2 separate regions of the Homo sapiens genome follow, and region 2 is linked to region 1. The links are chromatin loops, found by intact Hi-C in ENCODE. Cell type or tissue: MCF 10A. All regions are shown on one strand. Links, peaks and the distances in the headings refer to the core of each region. The heading gives the core; the rest is flanking DNA.

Region 1 (5,392 bases), core at 92-5,091:
CCAAGATCTTGCACCACAACAAAAACTCAGCATTGACCTAGTTAGAAAAACAAAACTTTAAGGCAAGTTTAAACCTTTGTTCTGCCTCTTATAAGCTATGCAACCTAAGGCTGAGAGTCAGTTTCCTCATGCCTAATATGGAAAAATGCAACGTCCATGTAGCAGGATTAGTTTAGCTAATGAGTGAAGAAGCATTTGGCACATTATCGGGCACCAAAAGGCAGTTCCTTTCTGAATGATCTCTCTCCCTCAAGCTCGTGCTGTGCGTGTGTGTGTTTGTACTACGTGTGAGTTTGAAACCATTGGGTAAAAAATTCTCATGCGTGATTCATCTAAAAACATAAGACCCTCATCAGACGCTTCTTCGGGCTATTTTTCATTCTCTGCCTCCACTTAACAACACACGCGCCTCTTCTTCTTTTCAGTATTCTTCCCTTGCCCTCACTGGCCCTACCCCTAACCCACACCCACCACCTTCTCTGCTCTTCTACATATTTGCCTCACAAAATGCTACCTCCTTCAGGTCAGCCAATCCAATTCCCCCAGTAGGGAACTCTTTGTCTTCAAAACATCTTTGTGACCTCCAAAGCACAAAAGCCTGAGGGGCCCCCTGGCATCATGGTACCCATATTGGGCCTTGTGGAGAGCTGAAACACTGTTTCGTATACACTTACTGTCAAAACTCCTGGTATGATTTTTGTTTCTCTAAAACCACTTTATTGTATGTGTATGTCCATTTAAAATGAACCCTGTTGATTTGAGACGAAGGTGTCCTATCTACACAGTCCCACCTAGTCTGTTCAAAGACTGTGAAGACAAGACCAGTACCAGTATCCTAAGGGCAGCTGACAATCACACATGTGACTTCTTCTGGTTCTGCTCAATTACTGCAATCACCTTGTTTCTCTAAGTATTGACATGCAATTTTCCATGCCTGTTTTCTTTCTTGGTCTTTGTCTACATATTGGCTGGAAAATCAATGTATGTACTCTACTCTTTGCATCATGAATCTGAGAAAATTGAGGAAACTAACACTTCTGTGGCACAATTCCCTTAAATGCTACAAGGTGCAGTTACAATCAAAGCTCATTGTTTACTACGCCCTTGTTTTTCATTTTTTGCTGAATGCCACCTCAGTAATGTTGGGCAGCATTAGTAGAGTGTTTTCTGTGTGTTAGGCCCTGTACTAAGTCATGGTCACAACCCTGTGAGGCTGATAATGTTATCCTTATTCTACAGGTAAGAAAACTGAGATTAGCCTTGTCAAAAGCAAATATGAATTGAAAAGAAGTGAAATATTTCCTAAGGAACAAATATGTAATCTATTGCAATGGAAATGTCACGGTTTTCAGACTGGATAACCCTTAGCTCGAATCCCAGGCATTCACCAATCTGAGTCCCCAAGGAAAGTTGCTTCATTTCATGAAGCCTCAGTTTTCTCACCTCTAAAATGGGAACAGTAATTCCTACTACACAGGGATAATTGTAGGAGTAAGTAAGCAAATATATAGATAGAGTCTGAACCATAAAATACCTCTGTAAGTGCTTATTACCTTCCTTCCCTTGTGATTGCAATGGGCACTCATAGAGAAAATGGGAAGCTATGTATACAGTCAGACATTTTGGCTAAGTTATTATACAACCCAGCCAGCTGCCCTTTCAGAGTAATGCTCACCTCCATGTGCTAACCAATTTGGAAAATAATATATATTTATTACCCAGACACTCTTTAGGGCCTCTTATAGCTTCATGGAGATCTATCTCAGTTCACAGACCATTGGCCCAAGTAATCATTAAAAGCTAATAAGAGCGTGTTTTTTCAATTTGGTTGTCACACATGAGCACTAAGTCTTTGCACTACAAATCTTCTTGCAACGTTTTTTTTAACTCATTACATATTTTGGCAGTGAATTGTAAGCTTACTTCTATTGTCTTTTTTTGTTTAAGAATGAGAGTGAATCATCTCCAATGACCCATTTCTCCTGCAGTGGTTGTGATTGTCTGTGACAGCCCACTCAGACAACACATGTTCTGTATGTGTGATTCTGGGGCTGAATCTGTATGTACCAGGAAAACTCAAATCCTTGAAAATAATGGCTTAAAATAGGAATGCTGACACCACCTTAACTCAAATAGCACAAATGCAGGGCTGTAATTTTCTATGCTACTTAATCTCCTAGTACAAAAACCTCTGTTGCTCAAGGGAATTCTTCATCCTGTCCAGGGGGGAAGAAATTCTCTCAAGGATGTAGTAAGTTAACAAACCAAATTAGTACACAGTTGGGCTCTTATCATCCACATTAACCTCAGGGCTCTATGGGGCTAATATCTTTAGTTGTGCTGTTTTTGCTTGCTGTCTCCAGACCACTAACCTCATTTTCTCTATGGGGGAATTGAAAGCTCTGCTCTTTGCAAATCTTCCTCTGATTTTTGTTCTCTTTGGTGGAGCAAAGCCTTCAGTTTCCGAGGTCAAATGAGCTAAGCCCCTTCCAAGAAAAGCTTACTTCTGACTGACACCATCAGGGGCTACTCTTTTTAGCAGACCTCTTGCATCAGTATCATTAAATCACTTCGCCATTTGAAAAGCAAGTTTCTTCTGCACGCACAGTTGAAGACCTCAGAAGGAACACACGGAGCAGCAGCACCACCTACTGGTTTTCCCTTAATAGCCAAGTAATGTTTGCAGCAGTGTTGTCTTTGGGTCTCTGCTTTTGCATTAGAGAATGAAGTTGTTTGCTTTGGGATTCTGTTCCCTACATGAGGATCAACAACTGGACCATCTTTAATATACTTTCTTTATAGTACTCTGCCTAATGAGATGCTTTATCTTTAGGGCCTAAATTTTGAGACAGTGTGAAATGGGAAAGGCAAAACTGGAAATATACACAATGTTTTTTGTTGACTCCTGATGGCATATTCTGCATGCCCCCACGGGTATTCCTGTTCAAGTTGATATGCATCATGTTGACTCCCATTTGCTTAGTGAACACCATGGCATATGTCAGCTTCTGCCTCTAGCAGAGGGGGAAGACAATGGCCCAATATGTAATTTTTGTTTGTTGTTGTTGTTTGTTTTTTTTTGTAGTTTTTTGTTTGTTTGTTTGTGTTTGTTTTTGTTTTTGAGACGGAGTCTCGCTCTGTCACCGAGGCTGGAGGGCTGGAGTGCAGTGGCACAGCCTCGGCTCACTGCAACCTCTGCCTCTCGAGTTCAAGCAGTTCTCCTGCCTCAGCCTCCCAAGTATCTCGGATTACTGGTGCCTGCCACCATGCCTGGCTAATTTTTGTATTTTTAGTAGAGATGGGGTTTCACCATGTTGGCCAGGCTGGTCTCAAACTTCTGACCTCAGGTGATCTGCCCACCTCAGCCTCCCAAAGTGCTGGGATTACAGGCGTGAGCCACCACACCCAGCCATATGTGATTTTTACCTGATATAGAAGAGTCTGCTTTCCCTTAAGTTGTAGGAAAGCTGCCTGATAAACATAACATTATGACAAAAATGTCTCAGAATAGCAGTTGCATGTTGTGTTATGGAAAGCTCTGACATTTCCCAAAATGGCATGCCAATAAATGATAATCTTGGAATTCAGTTGCATATCTATCTGAATTCAAACCTTGTGTTCTCAATACCACAAATATACTCTTATGCCTAGTTGGCGCTCTTGAAAATAGGTCCCCTCGTCACAAGAAGAGACACATAAGAAATAATAGTGAAGGATGTTTCAAAAGCCAAACAACTCCCTGAGCCTGTTCCTAGGTAAGACATCTTTATCAATAACGGGGGCAGGGTACAGAAATACACTAAATATCAGGTACAACAAAGGAACTTATAATATGCCTTCACTAGAGAAAAAATTACAATTAATTCCAAAATCTGCCAGAAGCCCCACATACCTCTCAGTGGATTGCATTATAATTCCCATATCCAGAAAAATAAAGAGATGTTCTGCATTTTCAAGGTTTCGAAGTTACTTATCTCTTTAGAAGATTATGTCAAGTATTTCTTGAAGAAGACAATATAAATAAACCCATTTGAAAATCAGAATTGTCCTCACCACTGCATTGTAATAGCTTTTTCAAGGTCACCAGTGACCTCCATCCATACAAATCCAATGATCTGTTCTCTGTCCCCAACAGCTCAGAGAGTAGAAATGATGTCCCACACTTACAAGGGACTACGCAAGGATGAGGCCTCCCCTCTGCTGCCTACTGGGGCAGTGAACTCTCTGTGACTCTAGGTGGACTATGGGATACCTCACTGCATCCTTAACGTCATATTGTATGGCTTTTTATATTATTAAATAATACATATCTAGATGTTAAAATTACAGTAAAGGATCAGTATGAATATAAATATTAGCCACAATCCCATTACTCAGATGACCATTGTTAACATTTTGGTGTATTTCCTGTATGGTGTGTGTGTGTGTGTGTGTGTGTGTGTGTGTGTGTGTGTGTGTGTGTATGTAAGAGAGAAATTTATAATTTTTTAATTTTCTATTTAGAATATCCTTTTCATATGCATATGCATTTTGTACATATAGGTATAGATCTATTCATAAGTATATGCGATATTTGCATTTAGCAAATCAGAAAATGTTTTAATCTTAATAGCTAACTCTATAATTAATGTCAAGGAAAAAAGAAGCCTTGAAAAGCTACTTTGTTAAGTGCTTGGGGTAGGAAATAAACCCTGGCCCCCCTCTCTACCCTCCCACCTCTCCCTACACAATCTAAGAACTGAAGGTTTGCTGGCACTGAGGCTTAGAGGAAAGGAGAAAACTGTAAAACAAAAGAAGGAATTTGTAGCTCCTAAAGCAATTTAGGAGTTAGGCTATGGTGGGCAAAGGTGGGCAGGGAGAAGAAAACGGGAACTCAGTATAAGGGCAGAAAGCTATACAATGCATCAAGACCAACCAAAACTTTCCAGCAATTCTAGTCAACTTGTTGTCACTTGTATGAGTGTACGCGGTAAAACTGGAAGGGGGAGCAGGGTTCCCAGGTAGGACAGGACAGAAGTAGTGTACAAAGAAGCCAGAGCCATAAGGGAAAATAGCCACGAGGTCAGGAAAACAGATACCCCTTGTGGTATCACAGAAATTCAAAGGAGGGCTTCGGACTTCCACCATCTATGGTGTTGGTAGACTGAAGGCAATTTAATTCAAATCTGAAAAGTTACAGGACCCCAACTAATATCTGATTTCACATGTTTAAGATGATGCAGTTTCTGCAGGTTTTCTGTGCTCTTGTCCCCCAGTGGCCAGTGGTTGACTGCCATTTGATACCTGCCTCTGCAAGCCTTCCCAGGAAATTCTAAAAACAGTCTCACTTTGGTCTTCCCTCCTGAGTGGAGAGCTGAAGACTCTGATCGAGGGTAGGGACCTCTGGGGCATT
Region 2 (5,392 bases), core at 162-5,161, 160 kb before region 1:
TTCAGAGCATCAGAGTGATACCAATGCAGCCAGGATTTGACATTTTAAGAAAGAAAATGATTAAAATTTTCTTGTGGTTCCTGTAAACAAGATACATTTAAATATCAAGCACATATAAATATCAATTTGTGCCAAAAACAGAGAAAACAATTTTTAAAAAATAAGGGATAATTTAAGAGTAGACTTTACAAAAGATCATAACTCTGTCACTCAAACTCGAATATAAAAACATATGGGAAGATATATCATATTCTTGACCAGAAACCCTTGTCTTGTTTTTTATCAATGTCCTACTAATCAAACTATAGACTTAACTAGAATCTAATCAAAATGCTGACAGGGCCCTTCGTGGAAGTTGACAAGCCTATTATGAAATTTATATGCAACAGTAAAGGATCAAGAATTACTATCGGACTCTTGAAGAAGATGGTATGCAATTTGCCTCACGATAAAATAGAGGACAGGAGAGAGGAGAGGAGAGTTCATGACATATCTGTGTGTGTGCACGCGTTCTATATATTGTAAGATGTGTTTTGCACTGAGTTGTGATAAAAAATAAAAATTGAAAATATCCATCCGAGAAAAACTTTTAAACACATGAAGAAATATGTTCAAGAATGTTCATAGTAGCACTACTAGGAATAACAACAAAAAAGCTATAAACAACCCAAATGTCCACTAAATAGAAAACAAACACAATGTATCTGCAAAGTGAAATACACATATAGCATATCTTAATTGGCAGTAGCCACATTTCAAATATTTAATGTGACTAAGGTATCGAACTAGTAGCTAGTGGCTAGTGACTAGTTGCTAAGGTATTGAAGACCACGAGTATGGAATACTTCATAAATGTAACAGAATAAAATGAATTTTTTACATGCGTAGATATGTGTAGATCCCCCAGGCATATCATTCAATACTAAAAAGGAAGACGTAAAACAGTACATATAGTATGATCCAATGTGTATAAGTATATGGGGACATACAGGCTTTTTTTCTGGAAAAAAAAACGGTTAACAGCGGTATTTCTTAAAGAAAAGAGGTAGAGACTGGACCCAGTGACATTTTTGTCTCTTTTTATAGCTCTATGAACTTTGTGAATGTTTTAAAGTATGTATATTTATTAGTTTTATTTTTAAGAATAGAAACAATGGTTAATAAGTTAAGCATATAGAAGTGGAAAAAATATTGTAAAACAACAACCTGTCAGGTTAGTCTAATGTAAGGATGGCCTCATGCACCTCTCTTACCAAGATGTCAGAACTATTGATTTTATAATTATGTCACCACTGACCGACCCTTCTCTGTCTGTCTTGATAGACAAGCATCCTAAAAAGGACGCAATGATCACTTGTCCTGTGAACAGTCTACTTTTGTCATCATTGCAACTCCTGAGCTAACTGAAGATGGATGAAGGATTAGGGAATTAAGTAAACCGAGAAGAAAACTTTTGTGGCCTGTGGCTTTAGAGACTTTAATTCAAATGCAGTGGTGCATATGAGATACCTAGATCTACGTTCCTTTGGAACTACTAATTTAGTAGGCCTACAAAAGAAAGAAGTAAACTTATATCTGACCTCATTTATTCCTGACAAAATGGTGTTTGTGATTATTTCTTTTTAAGTAGATTTGAAACAATTTAAATGAAGAAACCGCATTAAAATTTTTTTCTAGGGAACCAATCAATGTTACTGGGTCATATTGCAATATCGACTATGTTTCTTTTTTGGAAAACCAGGAAGACATGATCCCATCTCTACTTCTGATGCCTCTCCTGTTTTTCACCTATATTCTCTGGATTGACAGTATTGTTCAGGAATCTCTCCTAAAAGTTCCATCAGTGCTCTTAAGTTATTAAATATTGATCAGGAAAGTTAAAACCTTTGGGGTGGCCCTGTTCTACTCTACTTCTATAATAATATTGGTTATGCAGCCTATAATCTGTAGTGCATTTTTAATGGGGGAATAAAAGAGGTTTAGGATTTGAGGGACATGGCCTCCATTTCACCATATTTTTATATTACACTGCCAGCTCCAAACAGTAAGCCTCTTGCTTACTCCCTTCTTCTTCTCTTTCCAAAACAAAATGAAAGTTTATCTTGGCTTTATCACCTTAGTTCTCTTCTTCAAAGTTCCTGCAGCTGAGCTGGACCAACAGCTTCCAGTCACCTGGTCAAGGTGTGCGCAGTACTGCACTTGGCCAGGAGAGGCAGCAGAGGCCTGGAGCCAGGTGGCCATGTGGTCTAATGCAGCTTTGATGGTGGAAAGATGAGTCGGAACTTCTTGATCTCTCACCACAAGACCACACTAAAATTGTCAGTGCACCAAGCATAGCCTGAGCAGAAGGGCATCAGTGGTTCCATTGGTTGATTCAACATTTGATGAAGAAATTGAAAATTAATTTCACCTTTTTAACCTGGTATGCTTTCATTTCATTTTTTTTTTCCTTGATTCTTGTGTCTTTTAAAGATACCATGTGGACCATCATTATCAGTGGCCCATCCCAATAGTTTCTGATTCAGGAGGTCTGGAGTCAGGTCAAGGAATCTGCATTTGATCAAACACCACCGTTGACTCTTGTTTACATTACAGAACCCTAGTTAATCTATAAATGAATTTCATACAGGTTAGTTATTTAATATTTTATCTTTTGCGTTATATTACTATTATTGTTCTTCCTAGTTGCTAACATCACTAACTTTTGTCTGCCGTTAAAAGTATTTTTTTCTTAGGGCTCTGAGAGTTTTATTTCTTCTCATTTCCAAATATTATTCAATTATAAACTATTTTAGAGGCAATTGAGTATAATAGAAGAAATAGGTTTTGGAATCAAACCTCCCCAGCCTCAATTTCCTCATTAATAATATGAAGATAATACATAATATAGTGGACAGGAAGATTAATGAGATGATATATGTAAATGATTGAGAAGAGTGATGGGATAAATGTAGACTCAATACATGTTAATTTTATTCCTTTTTTTATTCTTTACAGTAACCAAAAGTATGTAATCTACATCCTTCCCTAGTGCTTATCTCCAAAAGTTCCATTTTGAAAAACAAGGAGATATATATATATATATATATATATATATATATATAGTAGAATATCACAGGCAGAGGAGGGAAGAACATCTGGGTGGAGACGTAGGTCTGAATGGAAAGGACAGAAAAGAAAAAAAAAGGAGTGGCAGATTCCTCCTGTTACAAAATACTGAGCTCTAGTTAAAAAAAAAAAAAGATTTAGGGGAGCTGTAGATGTTAATACTTAAAAACTACATTAAGGCATAAACATCAGATGATGTGATATTTTAACTCAAAGGTCACTGTATATAAAACTTGAGCCCAAATTGAGTAATTAGTCTATACAAAATATTCTAGAAATTGCCATGGTTTGTTGTCTAGATGAGAAAACAAAATAACAAAATCAAGATTAATAACTTATTTTTGCCAATTACTAATTATTAAAATAACTGATGGCAGACCATCAGTATCTGTCATGGAGGCAAGCAATCACAAATGTATATACATGATGTGCAAAAAATAAAGATATAGACCAAATAAAGAAAGAAAGAAATGGAGAGAAAGTAGATGACAAATCAAAAGCCAAATGATCTATTTGTTACTCTGTGTAGTTTAATGGAGCATTTCAAAATAAAAATTAAGAAGAATTACGAATTTAATGCTAGGGTTTAAAGCTATAGATAACTTAACCAAATCTATCAATAATTTCTTTCACTCTGCAGACCTCTAATTACAATGACCAGAAGAGTGAATAAAAGCCCCAGGTAATTGCAGAGGCAATTGTATCAGTTTTATTTCAAAATTAAAATTATTCTTCCAGGTAATCCTTCCAGATTAAAATTCTCTGTATCAGTCTAATACAACTCAGAGAGCTGATATCTCTTTGAGCCTCAGTTTCCTCATCTATAAAGTAATTATAAGAGTTCACACCTCACTAAACATACAGAAAGTACATCAGATAGAAATTGGCTTATGTTGGTGCTTCTCCCAGCTTTTCCTCTGCATTACATACCGACCTATGCAATATAATATCTGAATATAGATATTGATATTTATAATCCTACCTTCCTTAAAGTTTCTAAATAATGCATAGTAGAAGTGATTCACTTGTTTTTTATATTTCTTAACATATGATTGGAAAGAGAGTATAAGTAAATATTAGTAGCTACTGTATTTTATCCATAAGGAGACTTCCGGTAATATTCCCCTAGTTTTCTCATCATAAATATTCAACATTTACTGAGTACTGCAACGGGTTAGTTCAGCTGACTAAATTAAAGCATGGGGAAGTCAAAAATCATGGACCTCATTAGGCATATAAAAAACGGCTCTTATCCCCTGAAAATACTATTGATCACAGGCTATTGTCACCTGGCTCAGGGTCTATGAATCTCAAATCCCACTATTGTCTTGAGTAAGATACAAATCTTTATGGACAGCCCACCAAGCATGCCAACTTCACAAAGTCAATAACAGCCTCCCGGACCCCACCAATCAACACTTGCATTTCACTTATTGATGTCACCTAAAACTGTCCCACCTGGCCGGGCGCGGTGGCTCATGCCTGTAATCCCAGCACTTTGGGAGGCAGAGGCGGGCGGATCACGAGGTCAGGAGATAGAGACCATCCTGGCTAACACAGTGAAACCCCGCCTCTACTAAAAATACAAAAAATTAGCCGGGCGTGGTGGCAGGCGCCTGTAGTCCCAGCTACTTAGGAGGCTGAGGTAGGAGAACAGCGTGAACCCGGGAGGCGGAGCTTGCAGTGAGCCGAGATCGCACCACTGCAGTCCAGCCTGGGCGACACAGCGAGACTCCGTCTCAAAATAAAATAAAACAAAAAACAAACAACAAAACCAAACAAACAAACAGAAAACTGTCCCACCTGTGAAATCTTTAATTCTAGTTTTCTGCTCTAAATCTCTGTTGCCTTCACTGCTCTCATTTTATCACTCTAATTATACCTATTCTTTGGCATTACTAAGACCTCTAGTCCATTTAACTATATTCTTCCAAACAAATAAACCCCATAGTGAAATAACTTCCTCACACATTTGGATTAGATCTCACCCATCATTTGAACTCATATATTCCCACAATTTTATTACTGTCTATCTGACATGCCAGTCTTATATCAATTTAATCACCTGACTTCCCTGCCCTTCAAATGGCTAATCACTGCTGGAGAAAAATGCCCAACTCTGTGGACTAATGTCACCACAAACATGCTCTCCATCTTCAGATGCACCCTTACAATATGAAGAAATATTCCTTCTCCCTTCCCATTCTTTTTAACAACTTTCTCAAAAAGTCCACAGAAGATAAATTCTGTCTCAGCAGAATTCCAAATTCATAGAGCAAAGAAA

What was found. Peaks named below come from ENCODE experiments on the same cell type or tissue, not always from the same donor. Only the 100,000 strongest peaks of a DNase experiment are listed, where the experiment ranks them.
Region 2: a loop joins it to region 1, with 11 times the contacts of the local background. A loop is called at or near these places in 6 of 110 quality-filtered maps.

Annotation. Positions count from the first base shown.
Region 1 is chr9:27,723,593-27,728,984 of GRCh38, reverse strand. The region is part of intron 2 of LOC124902135; the gene reads right to left. Among named protein-coding and RNA genes, the nearest start is that of C9orf72, 150 kb to the right of the region's middle. In MCF 10A, for the core only: a CTCF peak has its summit at 2,649 (motif pointing left); a DNase peak (open chromatin) is centred at 2,644.
Region 2 is chr9:27,885,698-27,891,089 of GRCh38, reverse strand. No RefSeq gene overlaps it. Among named protein-coding and RNA genes, the nearest start is that of C9orf72, 310 kb to the right of the region's middle. RefSeq lists an enhancer at 2,113-2,162. In MCF 10A, for the core only: a CTCF peak has its summit at 2,203; no DNase peak of the experiment used is centred there.